Regions from separate parts of the Homo sapiens genome. Here region 1 is linked to region 2. The links are chromatin loops, found by intact Hi-C in ENCODE. Cell type or tissue: GM12878. All regions are shown on one strand. Each heading gives the region's core, and the rest is flanking DNA. Links, peaks and the distances in the headings are about the cores only.

Evidence for each region. Hi-C counts contacts between places; a loop is a spot of excess contacts. Peaks named below come from ENCODE experiments on the same cell type or tissue, not always from the same donor. Only the 100,000 strongest peaks of a DNase experiment are listed, where the experiment ranks them.
Region 1: a loop joins it to region 2, with 2.1 times the contacts of the local background. A loop is called at or near these places in 9 of 110 quality-filtered maps.

What each region holds. Positions count from the first base shown.
Region 1 is chr17:68,055,915-68,065,399 of GRCh38, reverse strand. No RefSeq gene overlaps it. Among named protein-coding and RNA genes, the nearest start is that of KPNA2, 25 kb to the right of the region's middle. In GM12878, for the core only: a CTCF peak has its summit at 7,752 (motif pointing left); a DNase peak (open chromatin) is centred at 4,819.
Region 2 is chr17:68,167,022-68,176,506 of GRCh38, reverse strand. The region is part of intron 1 of LOC105371870 (a long non-coding RNA gene); the gene reads right to left. Among named protein-coding and RNA genes, the nearest start is that of LINC00674, 70 kb to the right of the region's middle. RefSeq lists an enhancer at 6,438-6,937. In GM12878, for the core only: a CTCF peak has its summit at 3,915 (motif pointing left); a DNase peak (open chromatin) is centred at 3,895.

The sequences.
Region 1 (9,485 bases), core at 528-8,527, 110 kb after region 2:
CCTGATTTTTTCATGTTGTGGACTAATTTTAAGCTTTTTAAATTAAGTGAGGGCCAAATGAAACACATATGCTTGTTGAATACTGCCCAGAGGACATGGTTTGGAATTTCTGCTTTGAAACTTCAGGATGTTCCAGCGTTTCTGATGCAGTGACAGTGATTTTCCTGATGACTACGAGACAAAGGTGTCCACAAGCAGGTAAAGGAAAGCCAGTGTCACCAACAGCCATAAGCCAATTCCATGTGGATGGCCTCCTCTGCTGGCATCCCACTGGGAGGGGCTCCAAGAACTGGTAAGAGCTCTGAAGGCAGGGTTGCAGGGAGGGCAGGGAGGAGGGTACAAATGACCTATGACTGCTGGTTGGCATAGTATAAGACTCTTGTATAACTTGAATTCTCATGAAACATGCATTTTTGATGGATTATTAGATTATTTTCATCTTTGCACTAGTGGCACAAAGACCAGACAATCCCATGTAATGGATAAAAGATAGTGCCACTTGCACCAGACAGAGAGAAGCTAAGACAAGACTGGACAAGGTCCTGGGAAAGAGGCCACAGGTGGCAAATCCACCCCACCTGAAGGACCTCATCTGGGTGCAGACTTCTACCTCCCACCGTTGCTTCAGTACCGGAAGTCTTTCCTTGTTTTCCTCACCAGACAGTTCTTTTTCTCAAACTAAGGAAACGAGCACACATCTCAGAATGGCCCCAGTTCAAATCCATTCGCTGACTGTGATGAACAGCTTTGGAAGCCCCATTTGTCCATCTTTCCAACATGACTCATATATGTTGATATCACACATCCCGGATGTGATAGGATGAGGGCACTTCATCTCTTAGGTATTCTTCCCAAAATTCTGCAGTCCCAGTCTAATCATGAGAAGACCAGAAACTGTCACCAGTCAGCAGAGACTAAGGAGACATGGACACTCAACGCACCACGGTGTCCTGGATTAGGTCCAGGAAGGGAAAGAGGCCATTATTAGTAAGATAACTGCTGAGACCTGAAGAAAGTGTGTAGTCCAGTTGAAAAATCATGGATCTAGGCCAGGCAAGGTGGCTCACACCTGTAATCCCAGCACTCTGGGAGGCCAAGATGGGTGGGTCATTTGAGGTCAGGAGTTTGAGACCAGCCTGGCCAACATGGTGAAACCCCGCCTCTACTAAAAATACAAAAGTTAGCTGGGCCTAGTGGCACGCACCTGTAATCCCACTACTCAGGAGGCTGAGGCAAGCGAATCACTTGAACCTGGGAAACAGAGGTTGCAATGAGCCGAGATCGTGCCACTGAAGTCCAGCTTGGGTGACAAAGCGAGACTCCTTCTCAAAAAAAAAAAACCAAAAAACAAAACAGCCGGGCTCAGTGGCTCACCCCTGTCATTCCAGCACTTTGGAAGGCTGAGGTGGGCAGATCACTGAGGGCTGAGAGTTTGAAACCAGCCTGGCCAACATGGTGAAACCTCATCTCTACTAAAAATACAAAAAATTAGCCAGGCATGGTGGCACGCGCCTGTAATCCCAGCTACTTGGGAGGCTGAGGCAAGAGAATAACTTGAACCAGGGAGGCAGAGGTTACAGTGAGTGGAGATTGTGCCATTGCACTCCAGCCTGGGCGACAAGAGCGAGACTCCATCTTAAAATAATAATAATAATAAACAATAAATAATAAAATAAAAATGATGGGGCAGGGTACAGAGGCTGACACCCATAATCCCAGCACTTTAGGAGGCTGAAGCAGGTGGATCACCTGAGGTCAGGAGTTCAAGACCAGCTTGGCCAACACGGTGAAAAAATGCAAAACTAGCCAGGCATGGTGGGGTGCACCTGTAGTCCCAGCTACTTGGGAGGCTGAGGTGGGAGGATTGCTTGAGCCTGGGAGGTGGAGATTGCCATGAGCTGAGATCGCATCGCTGCACTCCAGCCTGGGTGACAGAGTGAGACTCCGTCTCAAAAAATAAAAATAAAAGTTAAATAAAAATAAAAACAGTTAAGATTGCCAAATAAAAATAGTTAAAATTTTATATTATATGTATTTTACCACACTTTCTTTTCTCTCTCTCTCTTTTTTTTTTAAGACAGAGTCTCGCTCTGTTGCTCAGGCTGGAGTGCAATGGTGCAATCTTGGCTCACTGCAACCTCCATCTCCCAAGTTCAAGCGATTCTCCTGCCTCAGCCTGCCGAGCGGCTGGGATTACAGGCACCCACCATCATGCCCGGCTAATTTTTGTATTTTTAGTAGAGACAGGGTTTCACCATGTTGGCCAGGCTGGTCTCGAACTCCTGACTTCAGGTGATCTGCCCAACTCGGCCTCCCAAAGTGCTGGGATTACAGGTGTGAGCCACTGCACCCAACTCACAATTTCTTAAAATAATAAAGAAATCAACACAGATGTGACTGATTGTATATGTGCGTGTGCATGTGTGTGTACACATCTACATTCCCCAGCTGTATCCACTGAGAGGGACAAGGAACAGCCTCATCCTAGTGGCAATGAGCACATGTAGCATCCAGATCTTGACTTCTAAATACCATTTTCAAAAAGGAGAACCAGGATCTTTGGAGAACAGACTGATTCCAGGGCTAGGACAAAAAACATACGGATGCTTCTATAACAGCTTGTACTAAAAAGCTCAAAGAATGATGGGTCACCAAAAAAGGGCACAGCTGCGAGCTTGAGTGGGTTCCCACTGGCCAAACTGGGAATTATTATTATTATTATTATTATTATTATTTTTGAGATGGAGTCTCACTCTGTTGCCCAGGCTGGAGTGCAGTGGTGCAATCTCAGCTCACTGCAACCTCTGCCTCCCAGGTTCAATGGATTCTCCTGCCTCAGCCTCCAGAGTAGCTGGGACTACAGGTGTGTGCCACCACACCTGGCTAATTTTTGTATTTTTAGTAGAGACGGGGTCTCACCATGTTGGCCACGCTGGTCTCAAACTCCTGACCTCAAGTGATCCACCCGCCTCAGCCTCCCAAAGTGCTGGGATTACATGCATGAGCCACTGTGCCCGGCCTGGGAATAATTTAATTATTACAGTGAATAGTGAGAGTCATGGATTATAACCTATTGCATTCATGAGTCCATGCAGACATAGATAAATCACTTGCCCAAGATCACAATGGGATAAGATAGCACTGGGGACGAGGGATGCTCACTCTCATTTTCCTTTAGCACTTCTTTCCCCCCAGATACTGTGAGTGGGAAGGACATGACACAGAGCAAGCTGGAGGCCCAGGAAATTCCTAGAGAGAGTGTCCAGGACATATGGACTTTTGAGATCTGCCCAGTGTCATTTCCTGTTTCAAATCGTGCTGGGGGAAGGGAAGGTGCAGGAGGTGCAGTGAGGGAGGGGCTATGGGGGTGAGAGAGGCCGGAGAGCAGGGAGGAGGCTGGTCCATCAGCTGTGGCTGCCAATGATGCCTGGTAGGGGGGGTACGGGTGAGGGACCTCCTGGAGAGCAAGGTGCCCACATCTGGTTCACATTGAAGGGTAAAAACAAACAGGTTCGTGAGCTGGAAGAAGCCCAGTGGACTGAGCCAAGCCGTGCTGCTTGGACACTAGGGCACAGCATCCTCTCTTCCATGGGTCACTGGGCCTGGGCAGCTCCCAAGGGCTTGCAGAGGGGACGCAATTGGAATAAGGCTATCTTCTCTGCTTGGAACCACATTATCTGGGTCCAGCTCCTCCTAATGTACAAACCAGCCTCATTCTGTGTCCGGAGAGGCTGGTTCTTTGATTTGTAGATGACTCATTTCAGGCCCTTGAACGAGACTGAGACTGCACACGTGCCAAATGTCACCATGTCCACCCACAGGGCTTGTTTGTGCTTCGTGTAATGTCTCCCTTGGCTGGGAAGAGACAATGGCTTGCTGTAGGATCTGGAACAACTTTCTTAACTTCTATGAGCCTCAGTTTCCCCTGCTATAAAATGGAAACAACAGTTCCTCCTTAAGGGGTCATGGTTGGCCTACTAGAGTTACTGAGTATCGGGCCCAGCCACAGTGCCAAAAAGCTCGCAATCAGCGTCCACCATTCCTACCGGTCATTTGGACTCCAGCCTTCTCTCGTCTATTGGGTATTTAAAGTTAGCCTGTAGCCCCAGCTACTTGGGAGGCTGAGGTAGGAGGATCACTTGAACTCGGGAGGCAGAGGTTGCAGTGAGTCAAGATCGTGCCACTGCACTCCAGCCTAGGTGACAGAGCGAGATTTTGTCTCAAAAAGATTTTTAGGAGAAAAAGACTTTCCTCTAGGCCAGGCGTAGTGGTTTACACCTATAATCCCAGCACTTTGGGAGGCCAAGGCAGGTGGAACACCTGAGGTCAGGAGTTCAAGACCATCCTGGCCAACATGGTGAAACTTTGTCTGTACTAAAAATACAAAAATTAATTGGGCATGGTGGTGTGTGCCTGTAGTCCCAGCTACTTAGGAGGCTGAGGCAGGAGGATCACTTGAACCTGGGAGGTGGAGGTTACAGTGATCCAAGATCACACCACTGCACTCCAGCCTGGGTGACAGAGCAAGACTCTGTCTAAAAAAAAAGTTTTAGGAAAAGAAGGCTTTCCTCTAGGATTTGTATTCCAGCAATTAGTACTATCCCTGGCAATTCGAGGCAAGTGGCAGGCAGACCACAGATGACTTTCCAGTTTTGTTATTTGGTGGCTGTGTGACACTAAATAGCTTCCTTAACCTCTCTTAGCCTCAGCTCCTTCTTCTGTAAAAGCAGAATTCTTGCCCTGCCTCTCAGGTATTTGTGAGAATTCGGAGGGGTAATGCATATCAGAGAAGGGTATGGTTTGTGGTAAATACTATTTTCCTTCCCAGGCCCATATTAAAGGCTCAAAGAATAGTTGTTGGGTGGAGGTGAAACACACCAGGAAAGCACCTTTCAAAACCACCTGGGTACAGCCCTTTCTCTGCTCAGCGTTAGTTCTTTCCTCTTCAGTAAGTGGCACCATGGCCAGGCACAACAGCTCACACCTGTTATCCCAGCACTTTGGGAGGCCAAGGCAGGGGGATCACTTGAGCCCAGGAGTTTGAGACCAGCCTGGACAATATAGTGAAACCCAATCTCTACAAAAAAAAATTTTTAATTAGCTGAGCATGGTGGCACACACCTGTAGTCCCAGCTATCTGGGAGGCTGAGGCAGGAGGATCACTTGAGCCCAGGAGACAGAGGTTTCAGTGAGCCATGATCGTGCCACTGCACTCCAGCCTGGGCGACAGAGCGAGACTCTGCCTCATAAATAAATAAATCGGCAGCAGACAGCAGCGAGCAGATTCATTCTGGAGAGAGCCCTGAGGCCCACATCCTGGCCAGCACCTTGTAGAGACCTCAGCTTCCTACCCTGAACTCACCTCTTGCTGTCCCCAAACTTACAGAAAAGGACGTTGCCCCTTTGCCACATGCAACCAGCTTGCTCTCCTCCAGCGCCCTCCAGGGTGTTCCTGGGGAGTCCGCTTCCGTGGGCCCACTTGTCCGCTGTCAAAAGCCCTTGGCCGGCTGGGCTTGATGGCTCACACCTCTAATCCCAGCACTTTGGGAGGTCGAGGCGGGCGGATCACAAGGTCAGGGGCTCAAAACCAGCCTGGCCAATATGGTGAAACCCCGTGTCTACTAAAAATACAAAAATTGGCCCCGTGTGGTGGTGCATGCCTGTAGTCCCAGCTACTTGAGAGGCTGAGGCAGGAGAATTGCCTGAACCCAGGAGGTTACAGTGAGCCAAGATCGTGCCACTGCACTCCAGCCTGGGAGACAGAGAGAGACTCTGTCTCAAAAAAAAAAAAAAAAGCCCTTGTCCAGGAGCCCCTACAAAGCAAAAGCCCGGGACACCATCCGCCTTGGTCCTTCGGAGAAGGTGAAATTAGACAAACTGGTTACACCTTGGCAAATCATTTGACCTCATTGTGCCTCAGTTTTCTCATCTGTAAAAATGACTTTTTTGTTTTGAGATGCAGTTTTGCTCTTGTTGCCCAGGCTGGAGTGCAGTGGCACGATCTCGGCTCACTGCAACCTCTGCCTCCCAGGTTCAAGCGATTCTCCTGCCTCAGCCTCCCAAGTAGCTGGGACTACAGGTGCCTGCCACCACGCCTGAATACTTTTTTGTATGGGTTTTACTGTGTTGGTCAGGCTGGTCTCAAACTCCTGACCTCAGGCGATCTGCCTGTCTCAGCCTCCCAAAGTGCTGGGATTACAGGCATGAGCCACCACGCCCAGCCCCTTCATGCAGTTTCTCTCACTCCTTTCAGAAGCAAGGAGTCTGATATTCCATCAACATGGAATCCACTGCTATAAACCAGCCTGCAGTCCCAGCTGGTGAACTACAATCCAATCAGGGATTAAATCTAAATTCCTCCCATCTGATCAGTGGGATCCCTACACATCCAACTCACCCCTTCCTCCTCCAGAAATGTTATCAATCCCCTACATGCCTCCAATAACCTGTTTAACCACCAGCCAAGAGCTTACTACTCCCCCTCTCCCAAGCTTAGACACTCAGTGTAATTAATGGACACGCAACATTGGGAGCTTTCACATTAAGCTCTTACTTTGAAACTTTGAACATGAAAAAGAGCAGAAAAAAGCAGATCTCCTAATCTCGGTGAAATTGTAGGTAAAACTCCAAGTAGAATACCCAAAATAAATTGTATAAGTAATGATAATATATCATAATGTATTTATCATATGCATATATATTAGATATATTTGGAATATATAGGTATTATGTATTCTAAATTTCCATCATCTATCTATCTATCTCCATCTGTCTATCTATAGTCACCCCAAAGGCTAAAAGAAAGTTTTCCACACTCAAGAGTGAAATGGGGCTGGGCTCAGTGGCTCACGCCTGTAATCCCAACACTTTGGGAGGCTGAGGCAGGAGGATTGCTTGAGGCCAGAAGTTCAAGACCAAGACCAGCCTGGGCAACATAATGAGACCCTGTCTCTACAAAAAAATATAAAAATTAGCCAGCTATGGTGGTGCACACCTGTAGTCCCAGCTACTCGGTAGGCTGAGGTGGGAGGATTGCTAAGGGCAGGAGGTGGAGGCTGTATTAAACCATGATTGCTCCACTGCACTCCAGTCTGGGTAACGAACTGAGACCCTGTCTCAAAAAAAAAAAAAAAAGAAAGAAAAAGAAAGAGAGAGAGAGTGAAATGGAACAAATTATACATCCTTTGCATGACAAGAAAGAGGTAGAAGAATAACATTGTGGAGGGCCTGGTTTCTCTGAAGGAGCTGTTGAAATCTGCTCTATGATCAGAAGGGGACATGATTGTAGGTGGAGGCTGGAAAAAGGCTGTTTGAGCAACTGTTTAGATTTTGGGTTAAACCATTTGGCACAGCTTGAAAAATATTATGCTCTCAAAAAAAATCTATTTATCCAAGATCCATCTATCTATCTATCATCTATCTATCTATCTATCTATCTGAAATGAAATTAGTTGCCCCCTTAAACTCCTGCTTTGTAAACTAACACTGACTGAGAGCTTACTTGTTGAGCTGCGTATTCAAATCACCTTTAAAGCACTGGTAGGAGTTAGATACTAGTTTTATCCTCATTTTGCTGAGTTGAAAAGTGAGGCACAGAGCAGTTAAGCAACTTGCTGGACGTCACACAGCTATTAGGTGTCAGAGCTGGATTGAAATTCAAATCTGATTCCAGAGCCAATGCTATTTGCCACTAAGCTCTACTGCCTCCCTGTGGCGGTTTTCCAGTCAGGAGGGAGTCTTCAGCTTTCACAAATACTATACCTCCCTCGCCCACAACACACAGAACTCAGTCTCCCCCTGTTGCTTTTCATAGCAAACCCTATGCCCTGTGTTCATATTTTTGACATGCATAAAATCTTGGCACACCATGAGAAAACAAATACTTTGTTGATGTGTGTGTGTGTGTGAACCAATAACTTCCACTTTCTGTCTTTCTAAACTATTAGAAGGAAAAACATTTGTTCTCACCCTTCCCATTTTTTGTTCGTTTGTTTGTTTTTTGAGACGGAGTTTCTCTCTTGTTGCCCAGGCTGGAGTGTAATGGCATGGTCTCAGCTCACTGCAACCTCCGCCTCGCAGGTTCAAGTGATTCTCCTGCCTCAGCCTCCCAAGTAGCTGGGATTACAGGCCCCTGCCACCATGTCTGGCTACTTTTTGTATTTTTAGTAGAGATAGGGTTTCGCCATGTTGATCAGGCTGGTCACGAACTCCTGACCTCAGGTGATCTGCCCACCTCAGCCTTCCAAAGTGCTGGGATTACAGGCGTGAGCCACCGCACCCGGTCCTCACCGTTCCTATGTAAAGCCAAAAGCATTCACTCACTGTCCATCCACAGCACAGGTTGGAAGCCACTTAGGAGCCCTGGGGGTTGAATCTAGTGAAGAGAATCTGACGATGCCTGGTGCACTCTGGGGTGAATTCATTTTGACACCTAGCTCTGAATTTTTAGAAATATCGTTGTTCTTAATATTGGTGTTTTAGATAAAGGAGGCACATTAGTTTTCTTTTTCTTTTTTTGAGATAGAGTCTCACTGTATCACCCAGGCTGGAGTCCAGTGGTGCAATCTCAGCTCACTGCAGCCTTGACCTCCCTGGCTCAAGCGATCCTCCCACCTCAGCCTCCCAAGTAGCTGGGACTACAGGTGCACACCACCACGCCTGGCTAATTTTTGTATTTTGTAGAGACGGGGTTTTGTCATGTTGCCCAGGCTGGTCTTGAACTCCTGGACTCAAGCAATCCTCCTGCTTTGGCCTCTCAAAGTGCTGGGATTATAGGAGTGAGCCACCGCACTCAGCTGAAATGTTCCATGTCTTTATCTGGATGGTGGTTACCTGGGTGTCCATGTAGGTAAAAATGCATTGAGTGGCTGGGTACAGTGGCTCACTCCTGTAATCCCAGCACTTTGGGAGACTGAGGCAGGAGGGTCACTTGAGTCCAGGAGTTCAAGACCAGCCTGAGCAATATGGCGAAACCCAATCTCTACTAAAAATACAAAAATTAGCTGGGCATTGTGACTTGGGCCTGTAATCCCACATACTCATGAGGCTGAGGCACAAGAATCACTTGAAGCCGGGAGGCAGAGGTTGCAGTGAGCCAAGATTGCACCACTGAACTCCAGCCTGGATGACAGAGTGAGACCTTGTCTGGGAAAAAAAAAAAAGCATTGAGCGGCACGCTTCAGATTACAGCACTTCACACTCATTACTGAATACAAATTGCACATAAGGCCAGGTGTGGTGTCTCACGCCTGTAATCTCAACACTTTGGGAAGCCAAGATGGGCGGATCACCTGAGGTCAGAAGTTCGAGTCCAGCCTGGCCAACATGGTGAAATCCCGTCTCTACTAAAAATGCAAAAATTAGTCAGGCATGGTGTCGGGCACCTGTAGTCCCAGCTACTTGGGAGGCTGAGGCAGGATAATCCCTTGAACCTGGGAGGTGGAAGTTGCAGCGTGCTGATATCGCACCACTGCACTCCAACGTGG
Region 2 (9,485 bases), core at 486-8,485:
CAGAGCAATAAGACAGGAGCCTTTGCATCATGGAGCACTCTGTTGGCTCTGGATTGATTCCCTCAGGACAGCTAAACATGAGAGAGAAACTGAGCTTTGAACTTGTTTGAGACAATGATATTTGAGGGTTTTCATTCTTCTCAACCCAACTGAATCCTACCTGATACACAGGGCTTCTGACTTGCTCCTTGGGCCTGAGTTCTCACCTTGGTCACTTGCCCAGTGTAAGGATGGGGGCCCGGCCTGCTCCATCCTGCAACTGGAGTTCTGCCCTCACCCCAGCTCAGTGGCTGGTCCCTGCTACCTGCTGGAACCCCATCTATGCTGCCTCCCCACCCAGCAGGATTCTGTTCCTCGGCTGGACCCTTGCCAGGGTGGAGGGCAGGTCTCCCACTCTGCTTGCTTTCCTGGAGTGAGCTCTCTTGCCTGCCTCCCACTCTCTGCTTCCCACTCATCCCTGTGCCCTTGGCTCCTTCGCTGGGCCCACCAGGATGGCTGCTCTGTGGACATCCCAATGCCTCCAGTATCTTCCCCAGTGGAGAGGTCCAGGAGCAGCCCATTCCTGACATACAGAAACAACACCTCCTTCATTCATTGATTCATTTCAACAGATATTTACCAAGCATTTGTTATCAGCATTGAGAACACCACAGGAAATAAGATCAGGTCGAATGGTGGGCCTAGTGCAAGTGCTTACAGGCACAGGCTTTAGAGTGAGAACATCAGGCCCAGCCAGCAAAGACACTGAAACCCATCACAAGGAATTTTCAGGAGTTTCTTTTAAGGATATGCCCATGACCTGGGTGATGTGCGCAGGCCTGGATGAGTCACTATACCTCCCAGTCCTCAGCCACCCCATCTGCACATGGCGAGGCTGAACTGCATGCTCTTGATGACTCTGTGCAGGTCTGACCTCCTGTGAAGGAAGGAAAGGGCCCAGGGGCCCCTAGGCCTGGTTTTGCCATGCATGGGCTGCTGATGGATTTAGGGCCTTAAAACAACCACTTGATTATTAATTTCTTTAGAGACAGGGTCTCACTCTGTTGCCCAGGCTGGAGTGCAGTGGTGTGACCATAGGTCACTGCAGCCTCAAACTCCTGGCCTCAAGCAAGCCTCCCGCTCAGGCCTCCCAAAGCGCTGGGATGACAGGTATGAGCCACCACACCCAGCCTTCACTTTTTAATTATTTATTATGATTTTGTCGGTTGGCTGGGCCAGCCAATTCTTCTGCTGGTGACAGTTCCTTCAGCCCCTCTGACCTCTGGCCTAACATGGAAGTGGGGATAATCCCACGTACCCAGAATCTTCCCAGAATTGATGAGATAAGACTCCAGGTAATGGAATAGTTAACAAGGAGGAGTTTCTCTTTAGAAGTAATCCAGCTAATAAATGAAGACAGGATGATAGAATATTACCATTTCTGTGCCAGGCGCAGTGGCTCACACCTGTAATCCCAGGACTTTAGGAGGCCAAGGCAGGCAGATCACTTGAGGTCAGGAGTTCGAGAGCAGACTGGCCTACATGGCAAAACCCCAACTCTACTAAAAATACAAAAAAATATATCTGGGCTTGGTGGCGAACACCTAGAATCCCAGCTACTGGGGAGGCTGAGGCAGAAGAATCACTTGAACCCAGGAGGCGGAGGTTGCAGTGAGCCGAGGTCGCGCCATTGCGCTCCAGCCTGGGCAACAAGAGCGAGACTCCGTCTGAAAAAAATAAGCAAATAAAAAAGAATAAAGGGAAAAAGAGAAAGATTAAAGAGGAATCCATGGATTAAAAGAGATTTAAGAGACATCAACTAATCATATTGTGTGCATCTTGTTTGGATCTTGATTTAATAAAAATGTTAGAAAATGCTTTTTGACATAAAATAGTTGGAAATTTGAACACTTACTGAATATATAAAGATATTAAAGAATAATTGTTTTAAGAAAGACAGAGAGAGATAATGTGTAACCAACCCTTAATAAAGAAAAACCAAGCAGCCTATCTATTATTAGAGAAGTCTACAGGGTATGCTGGGAGTCCTAACCCCGGCTCGGCCATCAGTGTGCTGTGTATGTGGCCTTGGCTGAGTCCCTTTCCCTGCCCAGACCTTGATTTTCCCATTTATGAAATGAAGGAAGGGACCCAAGGGGCCTGTTTAACTCTGGCCTGCTTTTGCTTTGTCTTGTCACGGGCAGCCATGGATCCTTTAATTCGGGGCTTGTATCAACACCACCATGCGTCCACAAGAGTATAAAATGGGCAGAAGAGTGCTTGATGGGCACAAGCCCAGAGCTGTTGGTTTCTGCAGAACCCAGAACAGGAAGGGTCACCTCCCTGAGGCATCTGGAGTGGAGAACCAACTGCATAATCCCAGGTAGGCTGAGTCAAAGCCAAGGGGAAGGAGAGAAACTGCTGGAGGACTTCCTCCCACAAAGCATGGGCACGTGTTATCTACTCACCAGGATGCTTCGACCTTGTTCTGATGCATGGGGACTTCTGGTGAGTTCCCTGGGCCTCCATCCTGGTCTGGTCACCTTCTCAGGACTCCAGTTGAGTTGGGCTGTGTTTGACAAACCCTTTTAAGTGAGTGCAAATAAACAATGTCACTGGATTCCTGCATCACTGACCCCTCAGTTCCATGTTGCTGGCCTCTGCCCACCTGCCCTTCAGACACTGTCATCATGAAAGTATCATCCTTAGCATGGAAACTCACACACTGTAAATGCTCCATGTAAAGTGGTGAAGGGGTGGAGAGGGGAACCTCCCTCATGGACCATCACAGATGCTAAACATTCTCTTGAAGCCTGACAAGCTTTCTCCAGAAAGCTGAACTACAATACCAACCATCTGCTACCAACACCAACGAGTGTAACACATGAACTAAATAATCGAGAAGGACACTTCCGTTTAAGTGGGTACTACAGAGCAGTAGCGAGGCCCACGTGTTAGTGTCAAATCTGGATGCAAATCCTTGCACTGCCTCCTACCAGCTCTATGACTTTGGGTGTTTCTTAACCTTTCTGCAGCTTATTTAGTAACAATGCTGTGAAGATGAGATGATTCCCTTCATACAGTGTTTGGCATCATGCCTCACCCACTGGGAGGGTTCAATGTGTGTCCACAATTATTTTTTTTGAGACTGGGTGTCACTCTCACACCCAGGCTGTGGTGCCATCATAGCTCACGGCAGCCTTGAACTCCCAGGCTCAAGGGATCCTCCTCCCTCAAGCTCCTGAGTAGCTGGGACTACAGGCACGCACCACCATGCCCGGCTAATTTTTGTAATTTTTTTTGTAGAGAAGGGGTCTTGCCATGTTGCCCAGGCTGGTCTTGAACTCCTGGGCTCAAGTGATCCGCCCACCTTGGCCTCCCAAAGTGTTGGGATTACAGGCGTAAGCCACCACACCAGATTCTTTAGGCGTTTCTTAAACCTCTCTGCAGTTAATTTAGTAAGAGTGTTGTCAGCCAGGCACGGTGGCTCATGCCTGTAATCCCAGCACTTTGGGAGGCTGAGGCAGGCAGATCACTTGAGGTCAGGAGTTTGAAACTAGCCTGGCCAACATGGTGAAACCCCATCGCTACTAAAAATGGAAAAATTAGCCGGGCGTGTTGGCACTCGCCTGTAATCCCAGCTACTCAGGAGGCTGAGACAGGAGAACTGCTCGAACCTGGGAGGCAGAGGTTGCAGTGAGCTGAGATAGTGCCAACTGCGCTATAGTCTGGGCGACCTCCCTGTGCTCCTGGTGTTGGGGGACCAACAAGATGGAATCAGGAGCCAGAAACCGAGTCCCAAGTCTCAGCTCTAACTGAGTATTATGGGGGTATTAACGCCCACCTCCCAGGATAGGGAGCACAGAGCAGGGAATTCTTAGTATTGAAACCCTGAAACGCCGACTTCCTGTACATGAGTCGCTGCTGTCCTCTAGTGGCCACTGGATAAATTGCACAGCACGCTGGCCTGAAGAAGGGGAAGTGGGAGATGCTTTTCCCCACTTCTGAATCTACCTGATGCTGGGGTTCTCAACCATGCTCCACTCATGACTTCCTTCTGAATCTACCTGATGCTGGGGTTCTCAACCATGCTCCATTCATGACTTCCTTTTCATAAAATGTATTTTGTATAATTACAGTAATTTTTAAACATTTTAGGCAGATTTACTGAGGTACTGACATATAATAAACTGTGCATATACCGAGATTACAATTTGGTATCTGACCCTTGGTATACAGCTCAAATCATCACATTCAAGATAGTGAAGATATCCATCCTCTCAAAAAGTTTCCTCATTACCCCCGGTGATCCTGCTTTCTGCCCTTTCTACTTCCCCATCACCCCCAAACAACTACTGATCTGCTTTCTTTTTCTTTTTTCCTTTTTTTTTTGAGACGGAGTCTCGCTCTGTCACCCAGGCCGGAGTGCAGTGGCGCGATCTTGGCTCACTGCAAACTCTGCCTCCCAGGTTCAAACAATTCTCCTGCCTCAGCCTCCCAAATAGCTGGGACTACAGGTGCCCGACACCATGCCTGGCTAATTTTTGTATTTTTAGTAGAGACTGGGTTTCACCACTTTGGCCAGGCTGGTCTCGAATTCCTGACCTCATGTGATCCGCCTCCCAAAGCACTGGGATTACAGGTGTGAGCCACCATGCCTGACCCTGATCTGCTTTCTGTCATCATAGGTTAGTTTATATTTTCTAGTGCTTTCTAGACATGGAATCATACAGTGTGTACTTTTTTTTGTCAGGCTTCTTTCACTCACCATAATTATTTTGAGATTTATCCATGTTGTTTTGTGTGCCAACAGTTCATTACTTTTTAAATTTTTAATTATAGTTTTTGTGGGTACATTGTAAGCGTATGTATTTCTGGGATACCTGAGATGTTTTGATACAGGAATGCAGTGCATAATAATCACATCATGGAAAATGGGGTTTCCAGACCCTCAAGCATTTATCCTTTGTGTTACAAACAATCCAATTATATACTCTTATTTTTATTTTCATTTATTTATTTATTTTTGAGATGGAGTTTCACTCTTGTTGCCCAGGCTGGAGTGCAGTGGTGCTATCTTGGCTCACTGCAACCTCTGCCTCCTGGGTTCAAGCATTTCTTCTGCCTCGGCCTCCCAAATAGCTGAGATTACAGGCACGTGCCACTAGGCCCAGCTAATTTTGTATTTTTAGTAGAGACAGGGTTTCACCATGTTGGTCAGACTAGTCTCGAATTCCTGACATCAGGTGATCCACCTGCCTCTGTCTCCCAAAGTGCTGGCATTACAGGCGTAAGCCAGCATGCCCAGCCATTAGTTATTTTTAAATATATAATTAAATTATTATTGATTATAGCCACCCTATTGTGCTCTCAAATACTAGGACTTACTCAATCAGGTTTTTTTTTTTTTTTTGGTACCCATTAACCATCCCCACCTCCCCTCATTACTTTTTATTGCTGAGTTCTATTCCACTGTATGAATGTACCACAATTTGTTATTAATTCAGAATGATAGTAATTTAAAAAATCAATATAATGCCCTAACTAGAATATACAACAGAACCTAACTCAAAGGCGAGTTCTGTATAAAGGCTCAGGGAAGCTGGGTGTGATGGCTCACACTTGTAATCCCAGTGCCGAGGCAGGTGGATCACTTGAGTCCAGGAGTTCGAGACTAGCCTGGGCAACAGAGCCCCTCCCTCCTCAACCTCTACAAAAATTTTAAAAAATTAGCCAGGCTTGGTGGTGCAGGTCGGTAGTCCCAGCTACTCAGGAGGCTGAGATAGGTAGATCACTTAAGGCTAGGGATTTGAGGCTTCAGTGAGCCGTGATCGTGCTACCGCACTCCAGCCTGGGCAATAGAGTGAGATTCCCCCCACCAAAAAAAAAAAAAAAAAAAACTCAGGCATGACCATCCTGGAACATACAATGAAACAGTCGGGCACATATATAGTATACATGTACTAGCTACAAGTACAGCCAGGCAGAGGTGGGGCAGATGGGCACATCAACTACTAGCACCATTATGCCGGACATCACACAACAGAGAGTCAGGGCTGGCCTTTGAGCCCAGGTTTGTTTGGCTCTGAAGCCCAGTGGCTGGCCATTCCATGCAGGAGGGTACAGTGCTCTGTGTCCCAAAGCATGGGGACTGGTGTTGAGCAGACAAGATGGACACAGGCAGATTTTAGCTGGATGGAAGGATGCGTTTCTCACAGGGCTGACCATTGGAGTAGCAGTTCCTTTTTTTATTCCATGGATGGTGTGTTTGGGCTGGCTCACCCTGGGATTTCTCCGGTCCAGCCATGACCCAGACTCATTCACTAAGGTCCGTATTTGTCTTTCAAAGGTATGTTTGTATTTCACCCACTTTGCGTTTCATGGTGACCCAATCCAGGGGCTTTTCCCTGGCACTTCCCACAGCAGAGACATGCTCCTTCCTTGCCCGCTACCCTCAGGGGCCAGCAGCAGGAGGTGGCACTTCACAGTCTGGCTGGGGGCCTCCCTCAGGGCAAAATATAATTTTATGGAAGAAAGTGTTTAGCAATGCTTTCTTGAGACAGGATCTCGTTCTGTCACCCAGGGTGGGGAGTGCAGTGGTGCAATTGAGAGGTAACAGCATGCTGGCAGTCCTCACAGCCCTCGCTCGCTCTCGGCGCCTCCTCTGCCTGGGATCCTACTTTGGCGGCACTTGAGGAGCCCTTCAGCCTACCGCTGCACCGTAGGAGCCCCTTTCTGGGCTGGCCAAGGCCGGAGCCCACTCTCTCAGCTTGCAAAGAGGTGTGGAGAGAGAGGCGCGAGCGGGAACCGGGGCTGCGTGCCGCGCTTGCGGGCCAGCTGGAGTTCCGGGTAGGCGTAGGCTTGGCAGCCCCGCACTCAGAGCAGCCGGCCGGCCCTGCCGGCACTGGGCAATGAAGGACTTAGCACCCGGGCCAGCGGCTGCGGAAGGCGTACTAGGTTCCCCAGCAGTGCCAGCCCACCGGCGCTGCGCTCAATTTCTCGCCGGGCCTTAGCTGCCTTCCCTCAAGGCAAGCCTCAGGACTGCAGCCCGCCATGCCTGAGCCTTCCCCCGCCTCCGTAAGTTCCTGTGCAGCTGGAGCCTCCCCGAGGAGCGCCGCCCCCTGCTCCACGGCGCCCAGTCCCATCTACCGCCCGAGGGCTGAGCAATGCGAGCGCATGGCGCAGGACTGGCAGGCAGCTCCACCTGCAACCCCGGTGCAGGATCCACTAGGTGAAGCCAGCTAGGCTTCTAAGTCTGGTAAGGACGTGGAGAGTCTTTATGTCTAGCTCAGAGACTGTAAACACACCAATCAGCATCCTGTGTCTAGCTCAGGGTTTATGAGTGCACCAATCGACACTCTGTATCTAGCTGCTCTGGTGGGGCCTTGGAGAACCTTTATGTCTAGCTCAAGGATTGTAAATACACCAATCAGCACTCTGTATCTAGCGCAAGGTTTGTAAACACACCAATCAGCACCCTGTGTCTAGCTCAAGGTTTGTGAGTGCACCAATCGACACTCTGTATCTAGCTGCTCTGGTGAGGCCTTGGAGACCCTGTGTGTCAAAACTGTATCTAACTAATCTGATAAGAACGTGGAGAACCTTTATATCTAGCTCAAGGATTGTAAACACACCAATCAGTGTCCTGTCAAAACAGACCACTCAGCTCTACCAATCAGCAGGACGTGGGTGGGGCCAGATAAGAGAATAAAAGCAGGCTGCCTGAACCAGCAGTGGCAACCTGCATCGCGTCTTGTTCAACACTGTGGAGGCTTTGTTGTTTTGTTGTTTGCAATAGATCTTGCTACTGCTCACTCTTTAGGTCCACACTGCTTTTATGGCTGTAACACTCACTGTGAAGAACTGCAGCTTCGCTCTTGAGCTAGCAAGACCGCGAACCCACCAGAAAGAAGAAACTCCAAACACATCTGAACATCAGAAGGAACAAACTCCAGATGTGCCACCTTAAGAACTATAACACTCACCACAAAGGTCTGTGGCTTCATTCTTGAAGTCAGTGAGACCAAGAACCCACCAATTCCAGACACACAATCATAGCTCACTGCAGCCTTGACCTTCTGTGCTCAAGAGATCCTCCCACCTCAGCCTTCCAGATAGCTGGAACTATAGACATACAGCACTATGCCCCACTAATTTACCTCACTTTATTTTTTGTAGAGACAGTATCTCACTATATTGCCCAGGCTGGTCTTGAACTCCTGTGCTCAAGCAATCCTCTCACTTCAGCCTCCCAAAGTGCTGAGATTATAGGTGTCAGCCACTGTGCCTGGCCCATAGCAATGCTTTTGAGACAAGGTTTTAAAACCTGCTACTATAAGATAATCAGTTATATTTGCCTTCAGGGGTAATTTACCTATTGTGTTGTTATTAAAGGAGTCTGTTGGTGGTAACTCCTTGGCTTCAGAGTGGCCGTCTCCTTGCAAGGAAACTTTGAAGAATTTAGTCAAACATTAGTGTTACAGAGAAGGACCCAAGGTCCATAGGAAGTGGAGTGTAATACACAAGTTCTCCAGTCATTTCCTAACTCCGTTTTTAACATCTCACCCCAATAGTTTCCCCTGGATCCAATTAAATACACATGTCATGCTTTTATTCTTAAGCTTGCTTCTTCCTGATTTCCTTGGAAATGTTTTCCTTCTGCTCCTTATAACTTTTTGGGTTGAAGGCTCAGTTCATTTATTTTATTTATGGGATTTTTGGTTTTTGTTTTTAGTCCCCTTTCCTCTCCTCTGTTGCTCACAGTGCAGACAACTTTGTGCAGTGGAAACAGTGCAGCCTTTGGGGCCTGAAAGTCTTTTGTTTTGACTCTTGGTTCAACTTCCCATGAGCAACTGTTAAGTCTCAGTTTTTTCGTGTGTAAAAGGAAGGCAGTGGTAGCCCTCTGCAGTGTTTTTTGAAGATTAAATGGGATCGTGGTATGTAAGGAACATTGCGCAGTGCCTGATACATGGCAGATGCTCATTGGATACCTGTCTCCTGATCATTTCCCACCCTGCACATGTACAATGCCTACCTACTTAATAAAACAAAACCCCATGGTTTCTTTTTTCTTTTGTGTCATTTATATTAATACTTCTTGCTGTAATGTCACAATGCTTGAGCTGAGAGGTGAGTTGCCAGCAATAAGACGGGGACATAGCATAGAATAGCTATTAACATGGGGGATTCTGGAGTCCGGCTGCTGCTTTCTGTCCCAGGCATCTCCACAGACCACCTGGATTAAGCAAATAGCATCGAAGCCTGAGGATCCTGCTCTCTATTTTGTTTTATTGGAACAAAAGCAGTTAAGACAGGGTTTCACCATGTTGGCCAGGCTGGTCTCTGTGGGATTTTAATTGTAGTCAGAATATTTATCTATATAATTTCTCCTTGGAAAGCTTGAGGTATTTTTTGTAACCCAGTTTATATCAATTTGTGTACTTATTCCTGAAATATCTGAGAAGGTATACCTTCTGTGGAGTAAAGACAAGCCTGATAATAAAGCC